Linked DNA regions of Mus musculus: region 2 is linked to region 1. The links are chromatin loops, found by intact Hi-C in ENCODE. Cell type or tissue: left cerebral cortex. All regions are shown on one strand. Region 1 overlaps Itpr2 (inositol 1,4,5-triphosphate receptor 2). Region 2 overlaps LOC105247329 (a long non-coding RNA gene).

Region 1 (5,000 bases):
TGACTTTTACCCACACAGACCTGTGGACATCATGGGTCTCCATAGGCTTGTGGCTCAGTCTCACATGTCCACAGATCTGGGGCTCAGTCAGACTTCAAAGACTTGGGACTCAGTTATGCATTTCCATAGTTTTGGGCTCAGCCATAGGCTTCACAGACTGGGGGCTCCATCATAGAGTTTCCCCCTCATTTTGTAGACAAGGACTCCCAGTTCTCTGGGACTGGATGACTTTTCCCAAGGCCCGAAGCTTTAAAATAAAAGGCCTGGGTGCTCTTGATAGGGTTTAGAGTGTGGCATGGTCTGTGGTAGAACATGGGCAGCACCGCCAAGGGCAGAAGCTGTTTTGTGTTGGGCTTGGTTGGGTGGATTCTCGTTTCTGTTTACATCCTGCTTATGTGTGAGCCATGGCTCTGAGCTTGGATTTACTATTACCTGGAACTAAGTATTCTAATTCATCAAATGTAACCCTTTGATACAGCTTTAGATACAGTCTGGCTAACTTTGCATTGGTTACATTTCTGTTACTAGATAAGATACTCCAACACAGGCAGCTTAAGGAAAGAAGGTTTATTCTGGTTTACCTGTTTCTGGCTACATTCCATCATGGCAAGGATGTCACAGTGGCAGGAGCTCACTATGGCTGGCCACATCCACAGTTCAAAACAGCTTGCTTCTTAGTTTTAGGTGGTCCAGGATCAAGACCCAGCAATGTTGTCTCTTACTTTAGTGGACTCTTCTCCGCCACACTGGCGAGGTCAGAGGCTAAACTAACCTGGGTAATCCCTCACAGGTGTGCCCAAAGGCTTGCGAGTCCGGATTCTGCCAAGTTGTGGATCACTACTGACCCACAGATTATATACATATATATATATATATATATAATATAAATGTAATATATTTATATAATATATGTTAATAGATAAATAAATGTAAAATAAAAATATATATCTGTGATGGGATTTATGTATAGTACATAATGGCTATACATAATTATAATATAAGGAATATAAGAAACAAACAAGAGTACAAAGCCAAAGCCCACGTGACCATGTGTCACAGCGCAGATGACACCACAGACGACAGCTCCTCTCTCCCTCAGCCCAGCTCTCTTCCACCATTTTCAGATAAATGAGCTCTGAGTGAAGCCACATGGTGGGTGGATTATGGTTTTGTTTTGTATTTTTATTTCTCTAGTACAATACTTCAGTTGTCGTTCTAAGTCCTCAGTGGCAGGGCAGCTGGCTGTTTGTCATGAAGCTCTGTTGACTCTTCTTCATAGCAGAGTGCTGTCCCTATGTTCTCATGAAGTGTGGTTCCAGTGGGCATGCCACCTGTGGCTTCTTCTCCTCTCCCCATGTCTCGTAGTGGTTCCTAGAAAACCCCCTGCCTCCATCTGCCCCTCTGCCTTGTGCCCTGTTACATTCTGAGCGTTGCATCATCTCTGATCATGAATCTATTGGTCTATCAAACCTGCTTGGCCAACCACACTTTGGTAAATTCTTTGGGTCTGGGTTCCAGGTCAGTAGTGGGATCACTGGAGGAATCTTCTTTGTGTGTGTGGTATTTAAGCATGTTCACAGTGTATGTGTGTGTGTGTGTGTGTGTGTATGGGGGGGGGGGAAGAGGGAGAGACAAGGTGCATGCTGGGATTGATCTCAGATCATCCAGCTTTCAGTGATGCTTTATCCATTGGGACATCTTATGGGCCCAGGTTCAGCACATTCTTACTGGCACTTTTAATTTAAAACAAATTTTGCTTTGTTTTTCAGCTTAATCCTGACTATCGAGATGCTCAAAATGAAGGAAAAAATGTGGTGAGTAGACTTTCCTGTCAGTTTGTCCCAAATGTTCCACATCTTATTTTATACGAATAAATCAAAAGACATTTTACTAACAAGCTTGAAGACTAGGACCCCATTCTTAATTGAAGGAATGGTCAGAGAAGCATGTGGGCTCAGATGCTATCCCCATCCCTGCCAGCAGGGGGCGCTAAGGGAATTCCTGCCTCTTGAAGGCTGGTTATTGCAAGACGCCGAGGCTTCTGGGAAATAGGCTATGGTAGGTCTATGTTCAGTTTCCAGAAGTACATGGAAGTACTATCTAAAAGGGGGGCGGGCAGTGAAATGGTTCTTGGGTGTTTCCGGAGGGTCTGAACTCTGTTCCCCAAACCCATATGGTAGAAGGAGAAAACCAACTCACAAGAGTTGGACTTTACATGTCTGTTGTGGCATCTGTCCCCCACATCCATGCACATCCATGCACATACATACATGAAAACTAAATGTAATAGGAAGTTATAAAGAGGGCTGGAGGGGTAGCTCATGATACAGGGTTTACATGTGAGGCTGTAGGTTCAGTCCTCAGTACTGGGGGACAAGTTGCTTCTAGGAAGGCACCCATCAAACCTTCCCACTGTGTGGCTTAATTACAGCTCTGCTCTGCTTCCTGCATGGACGGTGGCCATGCAGCTGGCTGTGTGGGTTGAGCAGAGTGGGTGGACACAGAAAATGCAGCTTCACGGAGCGGTTAGGAAGCAGGATTCTGTGCTAAGCAGTAGACTCAGGGTGACATCCCTTCTCACTAATCAAGCCTTGTTTGGCTGCGCTGCTCTCCTCCTAATTCCTCAACTCCACTAAAGCTGAGAAGAACATGCCTGTGTTTGAGAGCTTGTCCCCAGATTCACTGCAATCACACACAGGGCAGGTGGTCTGCATTCTGGACTGTGCCAGTCTCCTGTGAGAGACCGCCAGCAGCAGAGGTTTGGTTTAATGAGCCTGTCTCCAGAGCCTCAAGTTTGACTGTAAAGAAAACTGAGCCCGTGAAGGTGTAGTGCGCACAGTGTGGCTTCTTGTTCCATAATCTGTTTGTCACATTGCAGTAATTACACTTCTGTCTGAAGAGGAAAGGAGAAGGGTTGTTAGAGTCGATCTGCAGCCTGTGACAGAGAAGATCAATTTCCCAAAACAGAGCGCCGGCCTCTCACGCAGAGTTCCAGTAACAGTGATGGCGATGATGCTGATTTTCCCCTTAATTTTCCCCGCGTTGGCGACTTAATGACCTGCTAATATTTTTTCCTGTAATTCAGAAACCTTTATCAAAACGTCACCTTCCATTTTGGAAGTCTCAGAGGTTAATGCAGGGTGTTGCAGAAATGAGGCTGTGTGTGTCGGGGCTCCCATTAAGGCCGAATTGCTGTGTTCACTTTACAAAGGGGCCCATTATTTCCAATCTTACAAATGCAGCTTCCCTGTGCACCCGGTAGACATTGGCACCGTGTCAAGCCCAGCTGGGAACCTGATGGTCATTATTTCTTCTCGAAGGTCCACATTTTTTCAGATGGCTCTGCAGAGGGGATTTTTTTAAAAAAAATTCTCTGCAATGCCATTCGTATTACCAAACATATTTATGTGGCAAGGGATCTGATTATTTTGAAGGCAGTTCTGTTGGGGTCTCACAGCCTCTGCATTATTGGCACAGTGGACCAAATAATTCTTTGTGGTGGTGGCAAGATGAGCTCTGTATGAGTAGTGGGGTGTCCTCTGCCTAAGTCGTAGCGGGTGTTCCCTCAATGGTAGAGGGGCACCCCCTGGAAGGCAGGCTGATGGCAGCATGCTGATCTCATCTTACTGGGTGTTAGAAGCTTCACCCCACCCCAGCTCTCAGCTGTGACAACCAAAAATGTGTCCAGAAATTTTCAGATGTCCTCTAAGCATCAAAATCCTCCTATGTGGCCAGGAACAGACCTGCGTGTGTTTATACACATGGAAATGTTCTAGAAAAAGGAGACTGTTGAAGAAGCACTTTCAAATTCTGATCTGTAGAATTTGGAGATGGGGGTTTAGGTTCTGTCAGATCTTCACATTGCCATGGGTTTCACTCCAGGCTCACTGGCAGTAAGATGGGCAGACTTAGAAAGCAGAAAGGATCCCTCAGGAAGCTCTGGGGATGAGGCTTACAGAGACAGAGAAACTCCCGGCAGCTTCCGGAAGCAGCCTGGGATGTGTGGCTTCCCCAAGCAGAGTTGGAGGTTGGGCTGAGGAGGGAGGGGAGAGCCATGACAGAAATGTGGCAGCCTTCTGCAGCCTGTACGTCAGCTCCAAACTCAGACAGAGCTTCTCCCAGCACGTCTTAGGCTCCAACAGCACAGAAATGTGATGTTCAATCTAAAGTCAGTGACTCACCATGACTCAACACAAAGGTGTCCTGGGGTGCCCTGAAGTACACCTTTCCAGGAGAGGGGGCTGGAGCAGGAGCACAGCCATCAGCTCCCTTGTGGCTTTGAATCAGGGCAGGTGCCTCCCTGTGCAGCTCTCCCTGTTCAGTGCCTCCCTGTGCAGCCCAAAGTGTGCAGTGCCTCCCTGTGCAGTGCCTTCCCGTGCAACCCTTCCTGTGTGGTGCCTCCCTGTGCAGCCCTCCCTGTGCAGCTCTCCCTGTGCAGTGCCTCCCTGTGCAGCCTTCCCTGTTCAGTGCCTCCCTGTGCGGTGCCTCCCTGTTCAGTGCCTCTCTGTGCAGTTCTCCCTGTGCAGCCCTCCATGTGCAGCCTTCCTTGTACAGTGCCTCCCTCTGCAGCCCTCCCTGTGCAGCCCACCCTGTGCAGTGCCTCCCTGTGCAGCCCACCCTGTGCAGTGCCTCCCTGTGCAGCCCTCCCTGTACAGCTCTCCCTGTGCAGCCTACCCTGTGCAGTGCCTTCCTGTGCAGCCCTCCCTGTGCAGCCCTCCCTGTGCAGTGCCTCCCTGTGCAGCCCTCCCTGTGCAGCTCTCCCTGTGCAGTGCCTCCCTGTGTAGCCCACCCTGTGCAGTGCCTTCTTGTGCAGCCCACCCTGTGCAGTGCCTCCCTATGCAGCCCTCCCTGTGCAGCCCACCCTGTGCAGCCCACCCTGTGCAGTGCCTTCCTGTGCAGCCCTCCCTGTGCAGCCCTCCCTGTGCAGCCCTCCCTGTGCAGTCCACCCTGTGCAGTGCCTCCCTGTGCAGCTCTCCCTGTGCAGCCCACCCTGTGCAGTG
Region 2 (5,000 bases), 1.0 Mb after region 1:
TATGTTTACACAGTCACAGTGTGTGTATGCATTCTCCCTGCCCTGTTCCTCTAAAACTCTGACAAACCACAGAGGAGTGCCCAGAGGTCACCAAGTTCTTGCTCCCAGACTAAAGGACTGCTCATAACATGAGGTACCTGCATCTCTAGAACCTGTCTGTCTCTCCACGTCTTTGCTCTGGTGTCAACTTTACCTGTAACCACTCTGTTACCATGACAGCAAGGCAGGAAGCAAGAGAGTGTGGGGACAGTGGAGGAGTTTGAACATGACAATCGAGGCTTAGTGGCCCACACCTGTCACTCCAGTAGTAGGGAGGCCAAGACAGGAGGATCTCCAGTCAAGGCCAGCATGGCTTACAGAATGAGACTCTATCATCCAAACAAACAACACACACACACACACACACACACACACACACACACACCCCAAAACAAAACATACCAAGGAGAGTGGGTGCATCATGCAGGGCCTGGTTACCTGCATGGTCCACTCGGCCATACTTGGAGGCCATCTGGACCCACTGAACCTCAGAGTAGAGAGGATGAGGAGGCTTGTGAGTCCTTTTCTGTCTGTCTAAGCGCACAGTGAGCTCACTCACTGCCCTGGGTGGTGTCTAGAGGATTAAAGAAAACAAGAAATGAAAGCACTAATCCTGGTGCCTAGCACACATCAATCACCAAGTGTGAGACCGCAGCGCCGAGGATGGAAGCTAGCGCTGTGCTCAGTGACAGCCTGCACAGTCATGCTTGAGTAAAAGCTTCCTGGTGTGGACTTGAAGGATGAATAACAGGAATCTGCATGTCGTGGGGGTGGCATGCGAGTGGGTGTGTGAAGCCTCATGAGCAGGATGTGCAGGGATAAAAATAGCCCTCCAGGCAGCTGGTAAACACCTTCCATGGGGAGACAGTAAGACACCATGGTCTTCTTCCCATTTTCCAAAATGTCATCTCTCATCAGCCAAGAGCTTTGAAGAATGTTTGGTCCTAGTGACTCATCACCACCATAAACCAATCAATCACTGTGACTCATTCCCATCCCTGTTGGAGCAGCAATACAGACAAGTAGTGTGTGAATGCTCGAGAGTATGTGAGTGTGTTTGTGTGTGAGAATATGTGTGAGTGTATGTGTATGTGAGTGTAAGTGTGTGTATGTGACTGTGTGTGTATGAGTGGTATGAGTATATATGTGAGTGTGTGTGTGACTGCATAACTGTGTGAGTGTATGTGTATGTGAGGTGTGTGTCTATGTGAGTGTGCATGAGTGTGTATGAGTATATATGGGACTGTGTGTGTGCATGTGTGACTGTATGAGTGTGTGTGTATGTGAGTGTGTATGTGTGAATGTGAGCCTGTATGAACGAGTGTGTATGTGAGAGAGAGAGAGAGAGAGTGTGTGTGTGTGTGTGTGTGTGTGTGTGTGTATGCACATGTACACATACAGATGTGCCTCTCTGCACCTGAGACTTGCTTTCTGCAGAGTAGAGAACATTCGTTTAAGCACAGGAGAGTTGATAGTGGGCTGTTCCACCATGAGAATCAGCAATGGTGGAACGACACCAGCGTTAAACAACAAAATCCAAAGGACGGAAAGAGTCAAGCACTGTGCTTGTTTTTTGGTTGGTTTTATTTTCTTAGTGGTTGAACCCAGGGCCTTGTGTGTGCGAGAAAAACACTACTTCTGGGCTGTTAAAACATCTCTATTATGCTGACATTTTGTGATGTGGGCCCAAGAAAGTATTATAAAAATGCATATTTCAATGCAACATTTAAAATTTTCCTAGCACCTGGAAATAGTGATGAACCTGATGATGCTTCTCTTGACCTAACGGCGCGGGAAGGAGTGGAGAGCCCGAGAGAAGCCATGTTGAAATGCTCTCTTTCACTTGGTCGTCTGCACTCAGGCTTCCTGTGTCTGGTATGTGATCATGCCAAGGTTAAACATTTAAGAGAAAAGTAGGGAATGCGAAGACATTTCAAAACGTTGTGTCAACTTAGCTCCTTCCAGATCTAAGCCCCAGTACTAGCTTATTATATTTTGAATAGATATGGAGAAATAAATAATAAAAGCAGCTTCATTTGCCACTGACGGGCAACATATGAGCACAGCGTAGAATGTTCGAGGAGGCAATATTGTCACTGAAGCAACTGAACCAGACTTACACACAGCAACTGTTAAGTAGCTAGGGCAGTGAAGGGCAGGTACGCATAATGCTACTTCCAGGTACATAAAATACAACTACTTATTATTGACTTGTAAGCTATGGGTTAGAAGAAATATAAACAAGCTCAATACAGTGTTGACTCTGGGGAAGAGGAAGAAGAGAAAGAAGGAGAAGAGACAGGAAGTGGACTCAGCTTTATCATTCAGGTTAAAAACAACAGAGTAAGCTGTTGACAGCTGGGACTGGAAAGGCAGCCGGCACACCTACTAAAAGTGTGCCCTCCTCCTGTGGAGAACTAGAGTTTGGTTCCCAGCAGCCATGCCCCATTCACAGGGCTCACAGCTGCTATCAACTCCAGCTCCAAGAGAATAACCCTCTAACCCTCTGCTGGCCTCTGCTGGTAGCTGTAGTCAGTTCTCTCTCTCTCTCTCTCTCTCTCTCTCTCTCTCTCTCTCTCTCTCTCTCTCTCTCTCTCTCTCTCTCTCTCTCCCTCTCTCTCACACACACACACACGCATGTGTCATTTCAAACTCTTTTAAAAGAATGCTGACATTATGACTTAGCTACACGATTGCATTTTTATCTTAGAATTCTTCATCAGACTTTATAAGTCTAGTGTGACTAAAAGTACAGTTCCAAATAAATGAAAGATAGTATATTCTGAGCCAAAGTGAACTTTTATAGCCATGAAACAAAAGATAGTAATAAATCAATACATTAACCAAACAAAATTGTGGGGAAGTCGGGTAGATGGGCTATAGCAAAACAGGGAGACCATGATAGGTTTCATATGCTATCTGATGTGGTCTGCGTTAATATATTCAAAGTGGAAGATGACTCACCAGATAAAGGAAGGCCTGTTTCCAAGCCTGATGACTGGGTTCCCTGGAGAGAGACCTGACTCTCACAAATTATCCTCTAATCTCCACATCTAGCCTAGGCACATCTAACCCTAACCCTAACCCTAACCCTAACCCTAACCCTAACCAAGCACACGCACACGCACACACACACACACACACAAAATGCAATTTAAAATTATAACAGTATGATGAGGTTTAATCTGAGAGCCAAGAGGATGCTAGGTGTGGTGGTTTGAATGAGAATGGCCCCATAGACTCAGATAGTTACTTGGTCCCCAATTAGTGCAACTGTTTGAAAGGATTAGGAAGTATGGCATCATTGTTGAAGGACTGGGTATCACTCTTAGGGGCAGGCTTTGAGGTCTCAAAAGACTCATACCATTCCCAGTGTGCCTGTCTCTACCTCCTACTTATGGATCAAGAAGAGAGCTCTCAGCCATCCCTGCCTCCGTGATGTGAGCTCTCAGCCATCCCTGCCACCATGATGTAAGCTCTCAGCTGTCCCTGCCTCTGTGATGTGAGTTCTCAGCCATCCCTGCCACCATGATGTGAGCTCTCAGCCATCCCTGCAGCTATTGCCCTCACCTAGGGGTGCTCTGTGTCTGGGACTTCTAGAAGCTAGGCTGACCTCGGGTGTAGAACGGTGATCTTGGTGCTTCCACACAGAGAAGAATGAGATGGCTCACAGAAGAGGAGTGAGATAGCTCAGAGTCAGCAAGGGTCTGAGGCAGAGTAAAGGGTTCAGAGGAAGGCAGAGCCACCAGTCCAGAACATGTCCTTCTTGCAAAGTGGTTCCTGGGTGCTTTGTGTAACCTCAGATAGAGAGGGAACAGACAGACCAAAAGCGTGACAAGAGCAGGAGATAAAAACTGAGTCAGACAGTTGTAGGGGGAAAAGGTACAAAGTGACCACTTCTGACTTTTGTCCTTGGCTAGAATCCAGAAAAATCTCCACTTAGCATTTATAAACCCAACACCCCGGGCTGTGCCATCTTCCACATAGTAGAACCTCTACAACACATCAGTCAGAGGGAGCAATAGGGACAAACAGTGAGGAGATTTAGTCCATGTGCTGGGAAGAACAAACAGAACGGTCCAGTGACCCCAAAGCCCAAATGGAGGGCTCAGGCAGGCAGGTTGGTTACAAGAAAGGAGCAATCTCTGCTGCAGGCCTTGATGCTGCCTAGTGACATAGTGACATGTTAGCCTTTGGGTTGGTGGAACATAGCTGGTCTGTGTGTACATTCCAGAAAGCTTACTTACCGAGTAGTCAGTCACAGGGCGTGTGTTAGGCCTGGCACAGAGGTGATCCAGAAATGGCTCTCATGAGAGCTAAAAACAGCCTGGACTAATTAGGCTTCCAACCTACACCTCTCCTGTCCAAGATCACAGAAGTCAATCAGCCTCAGAGAATCCTAAACAGGGTATTGCTCTCATCTAAGAACTCTAGTTTGCACTAGCCTGGGCTACTAGTGACCTTGAGAATAGCCTGAGCTACATAAAAAGACCCTGCCTCAAAATCACATGTAAAACAGCACACACATCCATACATCCCCTGAAGATATGTATTTTTTTAAACAGGATTTCTTTTCTTAACTCTTACTGTGTGTAAAGACATCAGGGTAGGGGTGTGGGGCACAGTGGGGACATTTCTTCTGACTCCAGTAGTTAGATAGGTTTCAAGTTTCTTGGCTGTGGACTTTCCTGTCTTCTGTCTTCTGTTCAGTGCAAACTGCCACCAAGGTAGCATTCTGAATGCCAGCCACCAAGTATCACTGCAGGGAGCAGCTAGCTCTCTTTACAGCTTGGAGGAGGGAACACACTTGACATAAAAATACACTTCATTATGCTGTTGCTGTCCGTTATGTTTATCACTTTTAAGTGTGTGTCTCTTCCACAGGAAACAATGTAATTAATAAGACCCAGCTCTGCTGTCTCTTGAGAAATGCTCTGGGGAGCCACTCTTAAATAACGCAG

The links. Hi-C counts contacts between places; a loop is a spot of excess contacts. Peaks named below come from ENCODE experiments on the same cell type or tissue, not always from the same donor. Only the 100,000 strongest peaks of a DNase experiment are listed, where the experiment ranks them.
Region 2: it touches region 1 in a loop (2.9-fold over the local background); 5 of 42 quality-filtered maps call a loop at or near these places.

What each region holds. Positions count from the first base shown.
Region 1 is chr6:146,402,572-146,407,571 of GRCm38, reverse strand. Itpr2 (inositol 1,4,5-triphosphate receptor 2) reads left to right here. Exons shown (of 57, transcript NM_019923.4): 10 at 1,770-1,814. Among named protein-coding and RNA genes, the nearest start is that of Itpr2, 97 kb to the left of the region's middle. In left cerebral cortex, a CTCF peak has its summit at 1,980 (motif pointing right); DNase peaks (open chromatin) are centred at 2,038, 2,488 and 4,088; H3K27ac peaks cover 272 bases.
Region 2 is chr6:145,369,790-145,374,789 of GRCm38, reverse strand. The region is part of intron 3 of LOC105247329 (a long non-coding RNA gene); the gene reads left to right. Among named protein-coding and RNA genes, the nearest start is that of Gm38926, 24 kb to the right of the region's middle. In left cerebral cortex, a CTCF peak has its summit at 2,552 (motif pointing left); a DNase peak (open chromatin) is centred at 852.